Regions from separate parts of the Homo sapiens genome. Here region 1 is linked to region 2. A link is a contact called in ENCODE Hi-C or POLR2A ChIA-PET data. All regions are on one chromosome and are shown on one strand. The core of a region is the stretch at or near the end of the contact, and the rest is flanking DNA. Distances in the headings are between cores, read along the strand shown.

Region 1 (5,393 bases), core at 1,954-4,453, 210 kb after region 2:
ATCGAAGGCATCATTTCAAACACTATGTCACATTAGGAAAAAGTTCCTTTCTGGTCTCGGAATCAAGAACTGTTGGTTGGGCAAAGTGGCTCACACTTGTAATCCCAGCACTCTGGTAGGCAGAGGCAGGTGGATCGCTTGAGGCCAAGGATTTGAGACCAGCCTGGCCAACATGGCGAAACCCCGTCTCTACTAAAAATGCAAAAATTAGCCGGGCGTGGTGACACGCACCTGTAGTCCCAGCTATTCGGGAGGCTGAGGCGTGAGAATCACTTGAAGCCAGGAGGTGGAGGTTGCAGTGAGCCGAGATCATGCCACTGCGCTCCAGCCTGGGCAACAGAATGAGATTGTGTCTCAAAAAAATATAAAACATAAAAAATAAAAAAGAATTGTTGTGTTTTTATGTTCTGGCCATATAATGTTTTGTGTTTTGTGTTTTTCCCACATAGCTGTTATCACAATTTGTAATTATATATTCATTTGAGAGATTTCTTGATGAGTGTCCATTTCTTGCATTTGTCTTTAAGCGCCCATTAGACACAGACCACGTCTATCTGCTTTATCCCTTTGTTCCCAGTACGTCTTACAGAACCTGGCACGTAGTAAGTCCTCACTGAATGTTTGTTGAGTGAAGAAGTGTGTGAATGAGTTTAACAAATAAATAAAACATATAAGCCATGGGTTCGTCAATTTCTTTTTTGCTTATGCTGCAAGAAAGTTTAGAGCTGTTTTTGTTTCCTGCCCGTAGCCATTGTAGAAGGTCTCATGCTCATGTTTTTGTATCAGCCTCACGCTTAAGACCATTTTATGACTCCACCCTTAGTGTCCTTTTTTCTTTCCCAACTACTTCCAAGTTAGGCTGCCTTGCCATATTTATGAATCCCTGTAAACTATCTTAAATCCCTTGTGGAAGAGGTGGTAATAAATAAATATATCTACTAGTCTTTTTTATATATATTTAAAATCTTAACACTAAACCCACTGCCAGCAAACACATTTGCTCAACTGTTAACCTTAAGAATAGCTGAGATTTGCTAATTCCAACACTATACTAATATTTAAAACAAATTCAATCCAAGCCTAGAAACCACAGCATATCATGTCAGGCATTGTTGTACATTGTGTATATGACAAGCATATTTCTAATAAGGCTAGGCAATTTGGTGGACAAGAAAGAACATAGGGCTTACTACAAAATTCTTATGGATTTTGGATCAAAGAATAATTTATCTTTAGTGGTTTTTCAAAATGTGTTGACATCATACCAATAATGAAAACTTTGCTTTTACTTGTGCCCTATGCAGGGAGGAGTAGGGAAGAAAGGCTGGGCAAGATCCTGATCTATAGGAGAAAAGTCTCTACAGAGAAAAGTTTGATCACATTACACAATTAAAGTAGAACCTTATAAAGTAAAAATATTAAATGGTCTAAACCCCCCTTTTAAGTCTCTAACATATATTATTCATATGCTAATGGAGATATTATTTGCAAGTCTGAAACGTCATAGTTCTCTTCTTTGGTCAGATTCATTTAAAACACTTTTACTTCAAATGCTGACTTGCTATTTTTCTCTTAAAACGGAACATAATTTTCTAATGCCATTAATGAGAACACCCCTCACTGCACAAGTTAAACATCTCAGGAATCCCAGCTAGATCCACAAACTAGACATGAAAGCAGTTGCTTGCACCCTCTCCAATCCCTTTGCTTCTGCCAGGATGCCAGACCAACCACTCCTTTTGGGTTACTCGGGAAGCACGAAATGTGCATTTAGGAAACTGAGATTTGATTTCTATTATCGATAAAGCTCATCTGAGTCAGTTGAATCTTAGACGACAAACAGCAAGAGGGAAGAGTGGGTGTAAGGAAACAGATGGGTATTAATCATGTGTCAGAGATAAATGACAGTTTTTTAAAGAATTTGATAGGGTGTGGGCTGGAGCTTGCTTTTTTATTTTCTATTTCTATTTCCTATTTTCTATTTTTAGTTTTGGGCAAGAGATGGAGATTAGGGGTGAGAAAAGGAAGGAAGAGAAAAGGCAAGACAATAGGCCAGACCCGAGAGCCTGATCTGCATCCTAAAGCAGTCTGCCCCTCCCTCCCTTCCCCCCAACACCAGGTAGGCTGTGGTGTGATTTAAAAATAAGCAGACACCGACTCCCGCCTCCGGGACCGGGGATGGCCTCCGCCCCGGCTGCAGAAAGGGAGGGGAGGCAGGGAGAGGAGAGGGAAGATGGAAGAAACAGACTGGCAAGACCCCCTCGGGTACAGTGGGATTTTTCCCTCCAAAGTGGTGGAGCCGCATAAAATCAAAACCCACGAGGCCCGCTCACGTGCCGGTTGCCCCGATCTCAATGTAGGCGGCTGCCGACGCCGCACCTGCTCGGCCGGCCACTGCGGCTGAGCGCCGCGCAGCCAGCGATCGCGAGGCCCCGGGGGACGCGCCCAGCCCCGCCAAGCCCGCCTCGCACCGCTACCCCGGAGGGCGGCGGCCGAGCGGGAAGGAAAGAGAGGGGAGGGGAGGGAGGGGAGGGGAGGAGCGGCCCCGCCCGGCTAGGCGAGGCGAGGCTTGCCGCCCCTCCATTCGGACCCAAAAGAAAGCCCCACCTGTCAGGCGTTACGCTCCGGGCGAGGGTCCCACCATCCCCAAGCAGGGGCCAGTGCTTGCAGCCCCGATTTCCTAAGAGCCTCGGATGCTACATCATCACCAGAAACCTTTAGGCGCAAAACACACCGCTGCCGGCCAGGGCTGCAGCACCGACGCGCTCGGCAACAGACGCGCCCCACCTGGGCCAAGCGGCTCCCGCCCGGCCGAGGGATGCCAGGGTCTCCGCGCCAGGAGACCAGCGACCCCAGGCAGCCCACCAGGCCCGCTCCCCAGACCCTTACCTCCTGCGCGGCATCTTAGCTATCTCCGGTCGGCCACTGCGGGTTGGTTTTGTTATTTTATGGGTTTGGGGGGTGGGGTGCGCTTAAAAAATCCACCCAGCTAATCTGCAGGGCAGCGTTTTCTGCCCATGCTGCAGCCCGCGCTCGTCAGAGCTGCTGGGAGATCCCCCAGCAGTGCAGCGGCTCCGCGGCGGCGGGGATGACTGGCCACCGACGCCGCAGTTCCTTGACAAAAGGCTCGGGTTCCCGCTAGTCCCTCACAGCCCTGCCGTCAGAATTAAAGCCATTTCCCGCACGAGGCTGGGAGGAAATGAGAGCTCTCCTGGCCCTGCGCGCTGACAAAAGGCCGCTGCGCGGTGCCCACAGCGCCCCCTCCAGCAGGCCGCGCCGGCCGCCCGAGGGCCGCGGTGCTGCAGTGCCCCCGCCCGCAGCGCCCCCCACCGCCCCGCAGCGGCCTCGCCCCGCAGCACCCCCACTACCGCCCCGCAGCGCCCCCCTCCTCCCCGCAGCGCCCCCGCCCGCGCCGCCGCAGACCCCCCTAGCCAGGCTTCCAGCCCCCTTCCACCCCCGCCCCGCACCACTCACTACCCGGGATGGCCAGAGCTAAGCAGGGGAGTCTGTTACTAGGGAGAAAATCTGAAACAGAGCTCCCTTGGGGGAATGTATTCTCCCTGGAAGGAAGAAAGCAAAAGTCTTAGACTTGGAATATTTCTTTTCGTCTGGAAAGGACAGCTAGCCTTCGGAAGATAATTCTATTAGTGATTTTAATAGCAATTGTTTGACTGAATTCCAAACCAAAATTCTCCCTGTCCTGATTCTCACTCCTTTTCAACCAGGACAACATTTTTGTTGTGGCCCTGCCCTTGGGGGCTGTGGACCCAACGCTCTCCAACTCTCACTACATTCTCCTCTCACTCCTTTCCTTCCTCAGGTCTCCCGCCCCAGAAGGAACAGGTGTGTAGTGAGTGGGGAACTGGATAGGGAACCAGAATACTTCGGTTGCCGTCTCAGAGCTGCTCTTAACTAGCTGTGAGACCTTAATCAACCCACTTAACCTCTCTGGGCCTCGTTGTCTTCCTCTGTAAAATGACAGTGTACCTAAGGCACCTCCCATTTCCAATACTTTCAAGGCCTGGCCCTCAGAGAGTAGGGGTGTTAAGAGATAGCTCTGGACTTTTCACCCCCATAATCTCCACCAGTCCCCAAAACTCCCCTCAATCAACATCCTCTCCAAGGGCTTTTGAAAATGTGCTTGTGAAAATGTACAGCTTCCAGAAAAGCCTCTGGCCACTGATCTGAAACCTGATCATGGCCCCTCTGCCCTTCCAGGTTCTGGGGCACCACAGCCCTCAGACACCCCCACAAAAGTCACTGGCCCCCACCACAGTGCTGCTGTGGAACCAGAATCTCTGGAGGTAGGCTCAGGATTGGTAATTTTAACAAGCAGCCCTAGTGATTCCTTTGCACACTAACACTTTAGAAACACCACTCTGAGAGCTACTACTGATTTAGAAAAGAAAATGCTAACGACAACCCTAGATGCCAGGATAAACTTGTCTTTCTGCTTCAGCCCCCCTTCCAAGAAACATACATGCATACCTGGTCCCTGCACCCTCCTTCCACACTCAGAGCTTCTCACTCATTCTCATTCAGAATCACCGAGTCCACAAGACTTCTCCCCATTCTCCTGTCAAAACCTGCTAGAAGAATTACAACAGGCTCAGCCACACAAGATGAAACCCCTTCCCCTCCCCACCCCAGGACCTAGGTCTGTCTGGTCAAAGAAGCCAGGACGTGTTATGTTTATTGAGTCATTCCTGGCAGCCATAGCTCTTTTGGTGCTAATGGGTGATGAGATCTGAGAAACAGGGAACCCCTTCTCCAGAGCTCAGAAGTCACAGGTAAGGTGGGCTCTATATCTTAATAGAACCCCCAAAAAGAATGGAGAATTTTTGTTAGAAATAGCAGGTTTCATAAGTCACCCCAGTCATTTCCATCCCCCAAAATTTCTCTTCCTAGTGTGTTATTTTGTTTTCTCACATGAATCCTAGCAAACCCTTGTTGGTTCCTGGCACTGTTCTGAGAGCTTTACATGCATTTTCACATAATCCTTGCAAAAACTCTGTGAGGGTGGTACTATTATCATCCCCATTTTATAGATGAAGAGACTGAGGCACAGGGATGTTAAGTCGCTTGCCCTAGGTCACACAGCTAGTGGGTGGCTGAGCAATGAATCAAACTCAAGTGCTGTGGCTCCAGAGTTTGTGGGCCCTAACCACTACACTGCATGGCCTCCCAGAGGGGACAATAAACTTTTTTTTTTTCTTTTGAGACAGAGTCTCATGCTGCCCCCCAGGCTGGAGTGCAGTGGCATGATCTCAGCTCACTGCAACTTCCTCTCCCCAGGTTTAAGCGATTCTCCTGCCTCAGCCTCCCGAGTAGCCGGGATTACAGGCACGCACCACCACACCCAGCTAATTTTTGTATTTTTAGTAGATATGGGT
Region 2 (5,659 bases), core at 389-2,888:
CCTGTGTGCTTTACTTTCCTCTGCTATATAATGAGAATAATATTAACACCTTCTTTATCCGGTTGGTGTGAAAACTGCATGAATAAATGTAAAGCACTTGGACTGTGTCTGACACAGAGTAAAATGCTCGAATAGCATCAGCTGTTATTACTACTACTACTTACTACTATTATTTGCAAAAACATTACAAGGGATAATTATATCCAGGAAGCTTCCCTTGTATTGGTAATGTTTTATTGCTTTTTCTAAAATTTAAATCAGAGCAACAGTCAATACATGCACACAAAAAAGGCAATTCTTCAAAAATGTGGGGGAAAAGCCTCCCATACCCATGTTACCTGCTGGTGAGTTTCAGGTAAGGGTGTAGCTGGGAGCATCCGGTTCCAAGACTGCCTTGTATTTCTCTTACAGGATGCCTCCCCTTCTGCTGCGGTTTTTAATCAGCGTTTCTAGGGCAGGCTTGCAGGCGGGGCCGCGAACCCCCTGTAGTTGTACACGGAGCTGGGTGAGGCTGCGGCTCTGGGCATTTCTGGGGAGGAGTTCCATGGCTTTCCACAGACTCTAACCACCCTGCAGCGAGCCGCATGCTATACGGGTTAAACTCGGGGCATATCGAACGAACAATTCACTTCACGGAAGACTAGCAATAACCAGGACACCTGCGCTATTGATCAGCTATCTCAACACCAGAGAGACCCACCAGCACAAGGGGCAAGAATTGGCCAGGAGGCGCGCGGCGCTGCGCCCTCACCGCGTCCAGACAGACCCTTGAACTTCACCGCCAAAAAACGCACCGCTCCGCAGACCCGACCCGGGAGAGGGGTTTAACTTCCCCTCACCTTTCCCATCCCTCCTTCATTTCCAAGGACATACTCAAAGGAAACTGGCAACACTCGGTCTAGGGTTTCGCTCCTGCCCTCGGCGGACACCGAAACCACTTCTCCCAGGGAAGTTAATTAAAGGAACCATTAATCCGCCCAAAAATCCAAAACCTACCCCCAAAGCTCAAGAGCTCTGAAAAGAGATCGAGGGCGCCTCTGCCGATCTTGAACATCTCTGCTCGTCGCTGGGGCTTAGAGGTGGGCAGGGGGTGCCAAAGGGGCGCAGGCAAGACCCGGCCAGAGGGTTAGACGCCGGCCCCCGTTCCGAGGCGGCCCAGTCTACACGCCAGCGACGCCGGCTGAGCCGGGCTTGGAGGCAGCCAGGTAAGCAGGTAGGTGTAGGCATGTGTCTGAGCAGACACACAGCTGCGGCGGATTAAAGTTCAAGCCCGTTCACACTCCGCTTCCCCTTCCCAGGTGTTCTCACGCACGGCCCAGGCAGCCACTTTCCCGGGGAAGCCTCGGCGCTCGACCGGACAGTCCCCTCTTTGTCATTCTTAATGACTCCCCTTGCCTCCCAGGCGCCAACCCATTGAGACTACTCGCTTCTCTCCACTCTCCCAGGCGGGCGCAGAAACCCCCGGAAAGGGGAACTCGGCGGGGACCGGGGGAAGCAGGGTGTCGCGCGGCGCAGGGGGCGCCGCAGCCGGCGTACGTACCCAGAGCGAACAGGGCGAGCTGTCCAGCCGAGGGGACCATTTTACGGGCGGGCGGGCAGCAGGCTCTCCAGCCTCCTGCCCTACCTGCGGTGCCCGAGTGGCGGAGCGGCGCCGCGGTGCGGGGGAAAAAGACGCAGACTAGGCAGGGCCTGCCCCCGGCGCGGGAGGGCGGAGGGAGGACCGAGCGCCTCTCTGCTGGCACTCGCCCCGCAGCGCTGCCCGCCGGGCGGAAATAGGAAGGCGGCTACCGTCACCTCCTCGCCACTCGGCGACCGGGGCACAGCTGACCCCCCCCTCCCGCCCCGATGGGGGTGCCCCCCTGAGGGCACAGAGGGTGGGGGTTTGGGGTAAGGGGCGGGGACGCTGAGCGCACCGAGCAGGGCGCGGGCTGCTGGGCGGGGCGACCTGGGATCCCAGAGCCTGGCGGCGCGAGCCGGGCACCCGGGCCGACGAAAAGGCAGGAAGCGCCTGACTTCAGACACCACCCCCGACTGCCAGCGCCGTGCGGCAGCGGACTCCAGCGTGCGGGGTCGGCGCCGGCCGCGTAGCCGGATTGTCCTGGGCCGCAGTGGCGGCTTCCAGGCTCTAGGCGGCGGAGCGGAGCCGCCCGGGCACCCGTTACCTACACCGAGGGGCCGCTCCTGGGGCATCTCTGGGGCGGGGAAGGCTGGAGGCTGGGGACGCAGCCAGGAAAGGGACCTGTGAGTTTCGCCGGCCGCTTGCCAAGACTTGGCTCAAGGAAAGTGGTCCCCTGAATCAATGAAGAATTTGTTAAACCAGGTTTCCCACCTGTGCCACAGTTCCCATCAATTCTGGCAACGCCTGCCGCCTTACCTCCCAGGCAGGCCACATCGTTAAGATCAGTCTTCGTACTTCTGGCCTGGGACTGATAAAAAATGGGTCTCTGTGACGAATCTGGTTATATGGCACCACCAGCTGAGGCCAAAAGCCTGCTAGCCTGCCACCAAGTGTACCCCGAAAGAGGGGTGTGTGGGCCCGAGTCACCTGGGTGGTCCTTTCAGGATTTGTGGCTCTGAGGTGGCCCCTGGTGCTGGAATTTGGGGAGGTGGAGGGGATAGAGGGAAGACATTCTGGGCGAAGAGTGGAAGATCCATAGGTTCCTCGGTGACCCTCATGGGGACAGTACACCCGGGAGATTCATGTTCTCCAGGTACCCGGAGCTCACGGACTGACCCTCTTCTCCTGCCTCCTCTGGCCTACGTGCTCCGGGTAGATCCACTTTCCTTGAAGGTGGGGGTGGGGGCTGTTGGGCCTGGGGAATCTTTTGCTGTTTACTTGGGGAGGCTCAGGCTCTCACGGTTGACCTCTGCCCAGTTTGTTTCATGTAAGTAGAGCAACCTAGTTTCAAGAAGGAAGCACCAGGCCATTGGTCTCAACATTTGGGCAGGAAGCACCAGTGTAAATCATTCCTTTCAATAGATTTGTCGGAGCATACTTTGTTCTTTTAGGGTAAATCTTTTCCTTGGTCCACCCCATGCATGTACAAGGCACACATGCACTTCCTTTAGTAGGTTGTCCCTGACTCCCACTTCCTTCAGGTTGATCTTGACCTGCTCTGGTGGTTTCCCTGTCTCCTCCCTAAACTAGTCTGCTTTGGCTACAGAAGGGGAGGAATCAGGGGTTCCCCCACCCTTCTCCTGTTCCCCAGGACTAGAGAAGGACCTGACTCCTTGCTTCCTACTGGAACACGCAAATCAAGCTCACTGTGGCTGAGGGATGGCTGCCCAGCCGGCTGAGGGTCATGTTCAGCAGTTTCTGCTTATCTGTCCCCTACCCCCAAAGTCAGAGGTGGAGGGAAGTAGCAGAATCAAGTCAATTTCCTTCATGATTGGAAAATATTTTAAATCAAGAGGTAACTTGCAGGCCAGGCATGGTGGCTCACACCTGTAATACCATCACTTTGGGAGGCTGAGGTGGGTGGATTGCTTGAGCTCAGGAGTTCGAGACCAGCCTGGGCAACATGGTAAAACCCCCCATTTCTACTAAACATACAAAAAATTAGCCAGACATGGTGGCGTGCGTCTGTAGTCCCAGCTACTTGGGAGGCTGAGGCACGAGAATCACTTGAACCTGGGAGGCAGAGGTTGCAGTGAGCCAAGATTGTGCCACTGCACTCCAGCCTGGATGACAGAACAAGACTCTGTCTCAAAAAAAAAAAAAAAAGAAAAAAAGAGATGGCCGGGCGCGGTGGCTCACGCCTGTAATCCCAGCACTTTGGGAGGCCGAGGCGGGCGGATCACGAGGTCAGGAGATCGAGACCATCCCGGCTAAAACGGTGAAACCCCGTCTCTACTAAAAATACAAAAAAAATTAGCCGGGCGTAGTGGCGGGCGCCTGTAGTCCCAGCTACTTGGGAGGCTGAGGCAGGAGAATGGCGTGAACCCGGGAGGCGGAGCTTGCAGTGAGCCGAGATCCCGCCACTGCACTCCAGCCTGGGCGACAGAGCGAGACTCCGTCTCAAAAAAAAAAAAAAAAAAAAAAAAAGAAAAAAAGAGATAACTTGCCATCTTACAAACTAAAGAGTATCCAAATCAAAGTACATTCTAATGCTTGAAAATCATTAATTCTCCCTCCAAGATTTTCAAAAGCTGGTCCATATCTGTGGTTTTATAACCCTCCAATTCATTCAAGTCAAACAGGTCATCAGGGGCTGGGTGTTTTTTTTTTTTTTTTTAACTTAAAGATCATTTTTTTGGTAAACTGAATTGAAATGATTTTTAAACGTTTAGTCATAGAGGAAACCTAATATCCTAAATTGTTGATGCTCTATCTTTTGTATTTTATATATCTCATTTAATCCTCACAATAATCTTATGAGATAGATCCCATCCCCTTTTATAAGAGAAGAATCAAGACTGAGTGAATTTAGTAACTTACCCAGAATTACACAGCCAATAAAGGGCAGAGCTTGATTTTGAAAGCAGAACAAGCTGGTTCTGAGGCTTATGTGCTGGCTTCTCTGCTATACTGCCTCGGTTTCCACATTTTCAATAAGGATAATGCTTAACTCATTGGGTTGATGTGAGTACTAAATGCAAGAATTTATTTGCATACTTAGCATAATATTTGACATCAACAAAACTACCTATTATTTAAAGGAAAACTCCCTCAGTGGACACACCTTTCCCTTGTCTTAGTTCCTTACCACTATCTTTATGTTATCATTTTCATATCAGCTTCTTTGCTTGAGCATATGCATGTACATGCACGTGCATACCTCTTCCTATGGGAAATATTTTCATAGGTGAATCAGGAGGTATGAAGTTGTTTCTCAGCTGTGGTGTGAAAGAAATAAGAAAAAAATTGACAGAACGCGATTTAGAGCAAAGCAATCATTTTTCCTAAAGGGTGGTGTGACATTTTGTATTGGAACACCTCACTCTCTGAGCCGAGTGAAATTCCAACTGTAGCCCCTTGAAGCTGTGTGGAGACTCAGGTATGCGCCTTCACCTACAGACACTGCATCTGTCTCGCGTGGCCACTGCAGCTCCTGTTTCTCTGCACGTGGAGCCTGATGATTATGTGGCCTTCCCACTAAGAGTCTGCCTGGACTGCCTTTGCACACACTTGCTGCAGCTGGCCTTGAGCTCAGTATAATCTCTTCTGTGAGAAGCCAATCACAGCCTCTCCTCCCTGTGCAAACAAGAGAACTATGTTATGCTCTACTGAGAGCCGGTAAACCGCCCTGTCAGTTTTCCCTTTCCTTTCTCCTACATGCTTATTATAGAGGGTATGTTTAAAGAGCCCTCTTCTTCACTGTGATCAGCCTCCCCTTCCTTCCTGATTCATTTGTGGAAGTGATTGTGGAGCTATGAGCACCAGAGCCTTCCCTGAATAATTCAGGCCAGCTGAGCTTGCTGTTTTAGATCAGCAGTTACCCAAGATACTGGGGATTGAACAGCCCAGACATTCTTTGGGAGGAAGCACAGCCATGGGCCCAGCATTGAAGGAATTACAATTCCCACAGTCAAGCCCCAGGGAGCAGTAACTGGGCTGGTTCAGGTGGCTGCAGGACCTTCCTGGGTGACAGCAGCAGACAGCCAGGCTCAGAGGGAAAACAGGATGGGGCACCTGGTGCAGAGGGAGGGCAAAGGAGAG

The links. A loop is a pair of places that touch in the nucleus more often than their neighbours do. ChIA-PET counts read pairs that join two places held with the same protein, here RNA polymerase II (POLR2A). Pooled maps may share reads with other maps.
Region 1: a loop to region 2 is called in a map of naive thymus-derived CD4-positive, alpha-beta T cell, with 3 times the contacts of the local background. The contact joins the promoter of ADD2 here to the promoter of TGFA in region 2. A Hi-C loop is called at or near these places in 1 of 168 maps with a recorded cell type or tissue (naive thymus-derived CD4-positive, alpha-beta T cell) and 6 of 50 pooled maps. POLR2A ChIA-PET finds 5 or more read pairs at or near these places in 1 of 52 experiments (WTC11).

What each region holds. Positions count from the first base shown.
Region 1 is chr2:70,764,997-70,770,389 of GRCh38, forward strand. It overlaps ADD2 (adducin 2), which reads right to left and starts at 3,204. Exons shown (of 16, transcript NM_001617.4): 1 at 2,890-3,204. RefSeq lists enhancers at 2,339-2,904, 2,905-3,470, 3,880-4,444.
Region 2 is chr2:70,552,188-70,557,846 of GRCh38, forward strand. TGFA (transforming growth factor alpha) reads right to left here and starts at 1,639. Exons shown (of 6, transcript NM_003236.4): 1 at 1,541-1,639. The coding sequence starts at 1,580. It overlaps LOC124907824 (a long non-coding RNA gene), which reads left to right and starts at 521. Exons shown (of 2, transcript XR_007086906.1): 1 at 521-1,205. RefSeq lists a silencer at 1,700-1,769.